Regions from separate parts of the Homo sapiens genome. Here region 1 is linked to region 2. Evidence: read pairs that join two places in POLR2A ChIA-PET (ENCODE). Cell type or tissue: MCF 10A. All regions are shown on one strand. Links, peaks and the distances in the headings refer to the core of each region. The heading gives the core; the rest is flanking DNA. Region 1 overlaps CEP192 (centrosomal protein 192). Region 2 has its middle 6.1 kb from the start of PTPN2.

Region 1 (4,386 bases), core at 387-4,386, 110 kb after region 2:
AAGGCCCAAGATGGAGGTGTACATTTTACGTGATATTTTAAGCTTTGAAATTGAAGGCAATCACCCAGAGAGGGTGAGTTGATGGAAGAAGTTGAAGATCAAGCCCTGGAGGCTTCCACTCTGTGGAGGTCTAGGAGATAAGGAGGAACTGGCCAAGGAGAAGGGAAAGCAGCAGCTTGGTGGAGTTGGAGGAGAACCAGACAGCTGTGTCTGAGAAATGAAGCCAAGAAAGTATTTCCCCAAGGAAGGAGTAATCACCTGAATGTTAGGCTACAGAAGAAGGACCGGAGGTAGATTATAGTATGCTACGGCTTGGCAACAGGGAGATCAGGGCTGATGCTGACAAGCATTTTTTTGGTGGTGTGGTGGGATGAAGGCCAGAGTGGGGTGCGTTCAGGAGAGGATGGGAGTGGAACTGGATGCCAGTCATGATTCCTCTGGAAGCCTGTGATAAAGGGAGCATGGATAGGTGTGGTGGCAGTTCAGGGGGATAATGGGGGTGTGAGGTAGAGGAAGGCTTTTTTTAAAAGGTGGGAGAAATAACAGCATGCCCAGCGTGGGAGGGCTTGCACAGACAGAAGACTCGATCATGTTATGGAAGGGGGCCGATTGGTAGAGTGGTTGTCAGTGCAGTGAGGGGTTGGGATCGAGTGCAAAGTGAAGAGGTGGGCTTCAGACAGGGGCATGGACACTTCATAAACTGTTGTGGGATAATTTAGGAATCAGACCGAGGGGTTGAGGAGGATATATTATTTAGGTGCACCGGCCCAGTCGGATTAACATCCAAAAAGTCTGAGCCCTGAACAAGTCTGAGCCCTGAACAAAGAGTTAAGTTACCTTTTAAGGATTTCGTGGGGCGGCAGGGGGGAATCTGTGCAGGAGGAAGCATATTACAGAAGCAAGAAACAAAGACAATTATTCAATTAATTGAGACATGCATTATATCATTTCTTACTTTCCAAGGAAAAAATGTGTTTTATGGCTTGAGTTTATCTGTCTAGTGACCTTGCAGCTGCACAGCTAGAGAAACAGGGTCTTCACAATGCCTGGGAAAGGAGGAGAGATAAGGCTTACTAGCCACAGAAAAACAGGCAGATAATTTTTAAAGGGCTCCAGCTCTTTCTCTTTCTCAGGGGGAATTGGGTTTTCTTACATAGAACTGAGTTTCTGCTTACACATTCTTTAATTTCTTTTAACTCCTATTCCAAAACAAGTAAGTTCTTCTTATTTTTGGGGGGGATAGAGTCTCGCTCCATCACCCAGGCTGAAGTACAGGGGCGCAATCTCGGCTCACTGCAACCTCCACCTCGCAGATTTAGGTGATTCTCCTGCCTTAGCCTCCCAAATAGCTGGGATTACAGGTGCCCGCCATGACGCCCAGCTAGTTTTTGTATTTTTAGTAGAGACGAGGTTTTACCACGTTGGCCAGGCTGGTCTTGAACTCCTGAACTCAAGTGATTCGCCTGCCTCAGCCTCCCAAAATGCTGGGATTACAGACATGAGCCATCGCACCTGGCCTCATAATCTCTTTAGTGGTCATAAAACTTCTTCTTTTTCTTTTTATATTTTATAATTAGTCCATACTGTCTAAAATCTATGCTTTAATCCAATTTGTCATTGATCCTAGTATACTCCTTTATTACTGAAGTAGCTCTTTGAATAGTCTTCCAGGTTTTTAAGTCCTCTCCCTTCCTGTATAATAGGTTGATTGTGTCAGTTCTTTGTTGGTTGCAGAGTACAGTTCAAACTTTCCAACACACCGTTTCAGACTTTTAGAATCTGGCTCCATTCTGTTATTCTAGCTTCGTTTACTGTGTTATTTTGTTCACCTGCTGCCAAAATGCATTGGAGTATTTGCTACTGCCAGCATAGACCTAGCACTTAGAGTGGATTTTCGAGTCAGACCTGGGTTTGAATCTTACTAATTGCAACCTTGGGAAAATTGAGCTAATTTAGTCTCTCAGTTTGTTTCTTCACCTGTAAAATGGGATAATACCTACATTGTAAGATTTTCTGTGGATTCAGTGAGCTAAGTTAGTAGATATGCAATAAAATTTAATTCTTTTCCTTCTTGGCTCATGTTTATCATCCTAAATAAACTCTCTCATCCCATACTCTGCCTATAAAAGTTCTTCTCAGTCTTCAAGGCGCATTGCCAATATCCTCTCATTTTTTTTAGCTTTTCCTGATTATTTATCTTTTTATCCTTCTGCCATTATTTCCTTTACTGATTTCCATGCAGTGTGTATATGATACGTACTCTGAAAAATTGTTGAGACTAGCTAACATCTTCAGAGCACCGTGGTCAGGTTCTCTAGTAATAGCATAGGTTTTGTGCTGGTGTTTTCCAGATTTAGTCATTTGGGTACCCCTTTTACCACTTTTACCTTGTCCATGTGCCAACTATACTTTAACTGAAAATTGTTCTTTGAATGGGTTCACTTTTTAATTCAGTCTTAACAACACTGAGATCCGGGCTAGATTTTTGCTGGTTGTACTTTTTCTGTTCCGTATTAGAATGAGTATGTAACTACCAAACTTTTAAATATGTCCTAAAATCATTTGTATATACCATCAGTGTTATGCCATCTTTGCTTTCTTTACTAGATAAGTTTGTAGTAATTCATTTTCCTAGCTACACCAAGCAAAGGGCAAATTAAAATGTGTTGTATTGCATTATTATGTTAATTATAAGAAGGTAAGTTTAATGTTTAAGGTTTCTATTCTCATCTATAAAGTAGCAAAGTATTCTGAGATTTATTTTACCTCAGACTATTTGCCTATTTCCCCCTTACTAATGCTAAAAAAAGGATTTTTTTCCTAAGATTTATTAGTTTTCTAAGACAATGCTTTTAATCATTTAAAAACATTTTATAGTAATATGTGACCTATAGAAATACTTTTGTTATTGCAGTGAGATGGAAGATTTTCGAGGTATAGCAGAAGAATCATTTCCAAGCTTTCTCACCAATTCATTATTTGGTAACAGTGGGATTTTGGAAAATGTCACTCTTTCTTCAAATCTTGGCTTGCCTGTTGCTGTTTCTACACTTGCTAGGGATAGATCCAGCACTGATAACAGGTAAGATTTGTTTGAGCAGATTTTTTTCCAGGTCCATAAAGCCTATAGCATGCTGATATTTATGTTCTGTTTCTCAGTCAAGCTTGAGCTTTTTGTTTTATCTATGAGGGGGATGGCCAAATATGTGAAATGAATATAGAAAAGACAGAATTTACTGTCTTTTTCCCCATTGCTTTGCCTTTTCAGTGGGTAGGTTTGGGTGGGTTTGGGATTTGAGCACCAGTTACCTATTTCGGTCTATTTTTTTTTTTTTTTTTTGTCTATAGTGTTTTGGATTTGTATTAGTTCAGTCACACTAATGGCTAGTAATGTAAAACAAGTTGTGTTAGCGAAGTTCAAAGGCAAATTAATCATAAGGTTATAGGAGTACCTCTTGACATCAAGGGGAGGAGTGCAGAGCTTTGCTGCAAGAAGGGACAGGAATTGAGATTTAGGAAGCCATCAGGACTTGGGTTTTTGTCATCCCACTCTATTTCTCTCTGTATAACTCATTGTCTTCTCTCTTTTTTTTTTTTTTTTTTTTTTTTTTTGCTAATTAAAAAAATATTTTATAGAGATAGGGTCTTGCTGTGTTAGCTAGGCTATTCTTGAACTCTTGGGCTCAAGTGATCCTCCTGCCTCAACTTCCCAAAGTGTTGGTATTACACAGGTGTGAGCTACCATACCTGGCCTCTGCTCTTTTTTAATACACTGGTTTTATTTGCTTTTCTGTTCATTTTACAGAATATGGCAACACAGATTCTCAAAAGACATCTATGAATTACATTTCTAGCTACACAAGGAGACTACTGAACTGTCTCTTGATATCTCATGAGTTTCTGGTCCATCTTAGGTTAGGTGTCTGTTCCAAATACAGTCACCTGTGACTAGAGTTTTGGGTCATTGGATCTATTTAGAGGTATGACAGAGCCTCACTTTTTAATTCATTTCAGCCAGGTTTACTCTTTACTGGACTTGTATGGCTGTCTTTCTCTTTCTCTTCCAGCTTTCAATCTGTCCTAGGTTTCTGAGGTAACTTGGCTCTTGTCATTCTAGTAACTTTCAGCTCCTGAAGTCAAGTTTCTCTTTCTTAGAAACTCAACCAGGCTGGGCGTGGTGGCTCATGCCTGTAATCCCAGCACTTTGGGAGGCCAAGGCGGGCAGATCACCTGAGTTCAGGAGTTCGAGACCAGCCTGGCCAACATGGCAAAACCCTGTTTACTAAAAATACAAACATTAGCCAGGCGTGATGGCGCACGCCTCTAATCCCAGCTACTCGGGAGGCTGAGACAGGAGAATCGCTTGAACCCGGAAGGCAGAGATTG
Region 2 (4,394 bases), core at 329-4,328:
CCTCCCAAGTAGTTGGGAATACAGGTGCCCGCCACCACGCCTGGCTAATTTTTTAGTAGAGATGGGGTTTCACCGTGTTAGCCAGTATAGTCTTGATCTCCTGACCTCGTGATCCGCCCACCTTGGCCTCCCAAAGTGCTGGGATTACAGGTGTGAGCCACTGCGCCCGGCAGAAAAAGCAGTTGTATTTCTACATAGCAACAGCAACTAGAAAATTTTTAAACATTGGAATATAAACTATTCCGAAAAATTCTTAACAAAAGATTAGCAAAACCTCTAGTCTGAAAACCACAACATATCACTCAGAGGAATGAAAGAAGAGCTAAATAAATGGAAGGATATACGATGTAATGTCTTGGAAACTTTAGTATTGTAAAGTTGCCAGTGCTTCTCAAAGTCATGTATGAATTCAGTGCAATCTCAATCAAAATCTCACCATATTTTTGTAGTGGAAATTGACAAGCTGATGCTACCATTTACAAATAAAAATGCAAGGGGCCAAGAATAGCCAAAATAATCTTAAGGAAGAAGAAAATGGAAGTTTTACCTCACCAGATAATAAGATTTACTCTAAAGCTACGATAATTAAAACAGCGTGTTCTTAGTGTGAAGATAGACAAATAGAAGAATGGAACAGAATAGAGTCTAAAGAAGAACTCAAGGGCCAAAAGTAGCCAAGAAGAACAGATCTGGAAGACATTATCCCTCCAGATATCAAGATCTCTTATAAAGATATGTGGTATCGACGCAAGGAAAGGCAAGCTGACCAAGGCAAGCTGACCAGTGGAACTAAACAAAGTCCAGAAACAGGTTCACACATATAGTCATCCGGTGTGTATCTTTGTGTGTGTGTATTTCACAAAGGCTTAAAGTAATGTGTCTTCAATAAATGGTGCTACATCCAAAAGAGCATAACTATATGTTTCCATTTTATATGAAGTTCAAAAATAGACAACAGAATAGTGATTACCTCTGGAGGCAGCTGGGGGCTGCCTCTGGTAGGGTGGGGGTGTTGCCTGGGAAGAAGCATGAGAGAATCTTCAGGGGTCCTGGAAATATTCCATATCTTGATTTGGTTGGTGGTACACTGTTGTGTATAATATACACGTATTTGTACATGTGTGTATAAAATGTCATTGAGCTCCACATTTAAGATTTTTTGGACTTTATTATATGTATGCTAACCTCAATAAAACTAAAAAATTCCTCACTCGAGTGAAAACTTTTTTAATTTAAATAAAAATAAACGGTATTTCATTTAGAAATGGAAACCAGGCACATTATCTTACACAGTATTTCATAAACTACCATCACCTAGTGAATATAGCAAAAGACTGTATATGGCTTCAAAGCCACATAATGCACCTAAATTCTCTAAAATTGCCAGCAATTACAAAGTGATAGATATGAGCCACATAGGATCAAGATGGGGATTCACTCATTCCATATTTTGGAGCCACAAAGTATATCTGCTGCCTAGGTTTGGACCAAATGCAATTAATGTATCAAACAAAAAATCCTAATATTTATTCAGCTTCATCCACAGCCTCCAAAAATGGTTTTAGTAAAAGACCAAATAAATTACGGTTTTTAAAAAAACTTTCGGGGCTGGGCGCGGTGGCTCACGCCTGTAATCCCAGCACTTTGGGAGGCCGAGACGGGCGGATCACGAGGTCAGGAGATCGAGACCATCCTGGCTAACACGGTGAAACCCCGTCTCTACTAAAAATACAAAAAATTAGCCGGGCGTGGTGGTGGGCGCCTGTAGTCCCAGCTACTGGGGAGGCTGAGGCAGGAGAATGGCGTGAACCCAGGAGGCGGAGCTCGCAGTGAGCCGAGATGGCGCCACTGCACTCCAGCCTGGGCGAAAGAGCGAGACTCCGTCTCAAAAAAAAAAAAAAAAAAAAAAATTTCAGGCTCTGTGTGGTGGCTCACACCTATAATTGCAGCACTCTGTGGGACCAAGGTGAGTGAGTCAGCCTGGCCGACATGATGAAACCTAGTCTCTACTAAAAATATAAAAATAAGCTGGGCGTAGTCACGCGTGCCTATAATCCCAGTGACTCAGGAGACTGAGGCAGGAGAATCGCTCAAACCTGAGAGGCAGAGGTTGCCGTGAGCCAAGATTGCGCCACTGCACTCCAGCCTGGGCAACACAGTAAGATTCCGTCTCAAAAAAAAAGCTGGGTGTGGTGGCACATGCCTGTAATCTCAGCTACTCAGGAGGCTAGGCAAGACAATTGCTTGAGCCTGGGAGGCAGAGGTTGCAGTGAACCAAGACGGCGCCTGTTGCACTCCACCCTGGGTGACAGAGTGAGACTCTGTCTCAAAAAAAAAAAAAACTTCCAAAAATAACTACCTAACCCAACTACACAGAATATGTGGTAGGCCTTCCAATGAACTATCATAGTCCCTAAATATGTCAGTTATCAATTTATTGACATTAAGCTCAAGGCTTCCTTTTTCACCTTCTCTATGAGAATGGATCTGGGCCCTTTAAATATTTTTCCTTTGCCAGCTGACACAGTGTTAAGCTTTGTCAGTAGGGGGAGTGGAGAGACACTTAAGGAGAAAGGGCTTGCTGGGAACCGCACAGGGGAACTGTGCTTGCTGGGCTGACTCCAGTGACCAGCAGCCTCCCCCAGCACCTTGCTCCTGGGGGTGCGTCTGTAGCAGAGTACCTCCCGTGAGACATCTCCCCGTGAGCAACTTTCCCATACACCCAGAGGGCAATAGAGTAGATTGAATGGGGGCCTCTCAAAAATGTGTCTGCCTGGAACCTGTGAATGTGACCTTCTATGAAAAAAGGGTATTTGCAGATTGAGCTACAAATCCTAAGATCAGATCATCTTGGATTATCAGGGTGAGCCCTAAATCCAATGACAACTGTCCTTCTAGGAGAAGGGCAGGGAGAGATTTGAGACAGGAAAGGGCCATATGAAGATGGAGGCAGAGGTTAGTCACTCAGCTACGGGGAACACCTGGAGCACCCAGAAGCTGGAAGAGGCAATGAAGGCTCCTCCCTGAACCCTTCCAAGGGAGCAGAGCCCTGCAGACACCTTGGTTTTGGACTTCTGGCCTCTAGAACTAAGTGAGGATAAATGGTGTTGTCTTAAGCCACCAAGTCCATGGTCATTTGATATGGCAGCCAGCTGTACAAGGTTTCCAGCTAGTTCCACAAATGCACCCCCACAGGGAGGGCTCTCCATGCAGCGGGCTAGAGGCACGCCTTCTCTAAGAAGATCTGGGACTCCTTAGAGTTTCATCCCTCAGCTTCTCAATGAAAAAAAATCCTTAAGCTTCTCAATGAAAAAACTTTTGAATGGAAGTACCTTAAAATTAAGGATTTCTGTTCATCAAATGACAGCATTAAGGAAAAGGGTGAACTGCAGAGTAGACGTTTTGCAGTGAATACTTCCCCAAAAGACTCAGGCCCAAAATAAAGAACGCCTACAAGTCAGTATGAGAAAGATAGCTTAATAGGAAAACGGGCAAGAGATTTTTGAGTAGGCATTTTGTGAAGAGGATATCCAAATGGCCAGTAAGCATATGAACCTTACCCTCATTAGTCACTAGAGAATGCCAGTTACTCCTATAATGAGATAATACCTCACCCCACCAGAGTGGCAGGAACTGGAAGCAGCTATAGGTCTTACACCTGCGGGGTGAATGAATGTTGACTGGGGGAGTGAGGAGTGTAACCGGGCCCTTTGAGATTTCAGCACCCCGCATTTTTAGTGGCTGAAACCATGAACATTCTGATCAGGCCCTTGCCTGCTTGCACATGTTAACTGCCCGCTTTCTGCCAATATCCCTTGCTCCCTCAATATAATGATAAACTGCTGATGTGCTGTTTCTTCACCAAGAGGAGAAGATAACTTCAAGGTCACAAAACATTTTTGCAGAGGGAATGGATGCTGTTAAGGATGTCATGACCGGCTGTTGATGCCCAGAAGTCTGGTTGTTCAAGGCACTATCTGAGACTGAAGAAACACAGACTTTCCCATCGGTTCCCTGAAACTCCCCCTCCCTTTTGTCTAGCTGCACAAAAACTCCCTGCTTCACCTTTTTGTTAAGACAGATTTGAGAGATCTTGCCCTCCTGCCCTCTTGCCTTGGTCAAATTGAATAAACCTTTCTCTATCTCCAAGCACCAGTGTCTCAGTGTTTGGCCCCAGCTGCTCATGGGGTACACAGGTCTGAGTTTGGGGTTCTACAATAGAAGTACAGTCCTAGCAAATCAAGCTGCATTGAACCATTCCAGAGGACAAAGGGTGGCATAAAAATCTGTTGGAAGAGAAGTTACCAGAGAGTGACAGATATATACTTTACCACGTTGTTAAGATAAATATCACAATTTTGCCTTGATTAGTCTTGGAAGAAAGAATAAATAAT

Evidence for each region. ChIA-PET counts read pairs that join two places held together with the same protein. Peaks named below come from ENCODE experiments on the same cell type or tissue, not always from the same donor. Only the 100,000 strongest peaks of a DNase experiment are listed, where the experiment ranks them.
Region 1: POLR2A ChIA-PET joins it to region 2 with 6 read pairs; 21 of 35 experiments call an interaction of 5 or more read pairs at or near these places.

The regions. Positions count from the first base shown.
Region 1 is chr18:12,996,507-13,000,892 of GRCh38, forward strand. It overlaps CEP192 (centrosomal protein 192), which reads left to right. Exons shown (of 45, transcript NM_032142.4): 2 at 2,915-3,082. The coding sequence starts at 2,919. Among named protein-coding and RNA genes, the nearest start is that of CEP192, 7.3 kb to the left of the region's middle. RefSeq lists a silencer at 4,038-4,117. In MCF 10A, for the core only: no CTCF peak of the experiment used is centred there; no DNase peak of the experiment used is centred there.
Region 2 is chr18:12,888,136-12,892,529 of GRCh38, forward strand. No RefSeq gene overlaps it. Among named protein-coding and RNA genes, the nearest start is that of PTPN2, 6.1 kb to the left of the region's middle. In MCF 10A, for the core only: no CTCF peak of the experiment used is centred there; a DNase peak (open chromatin) is centred at 2,026.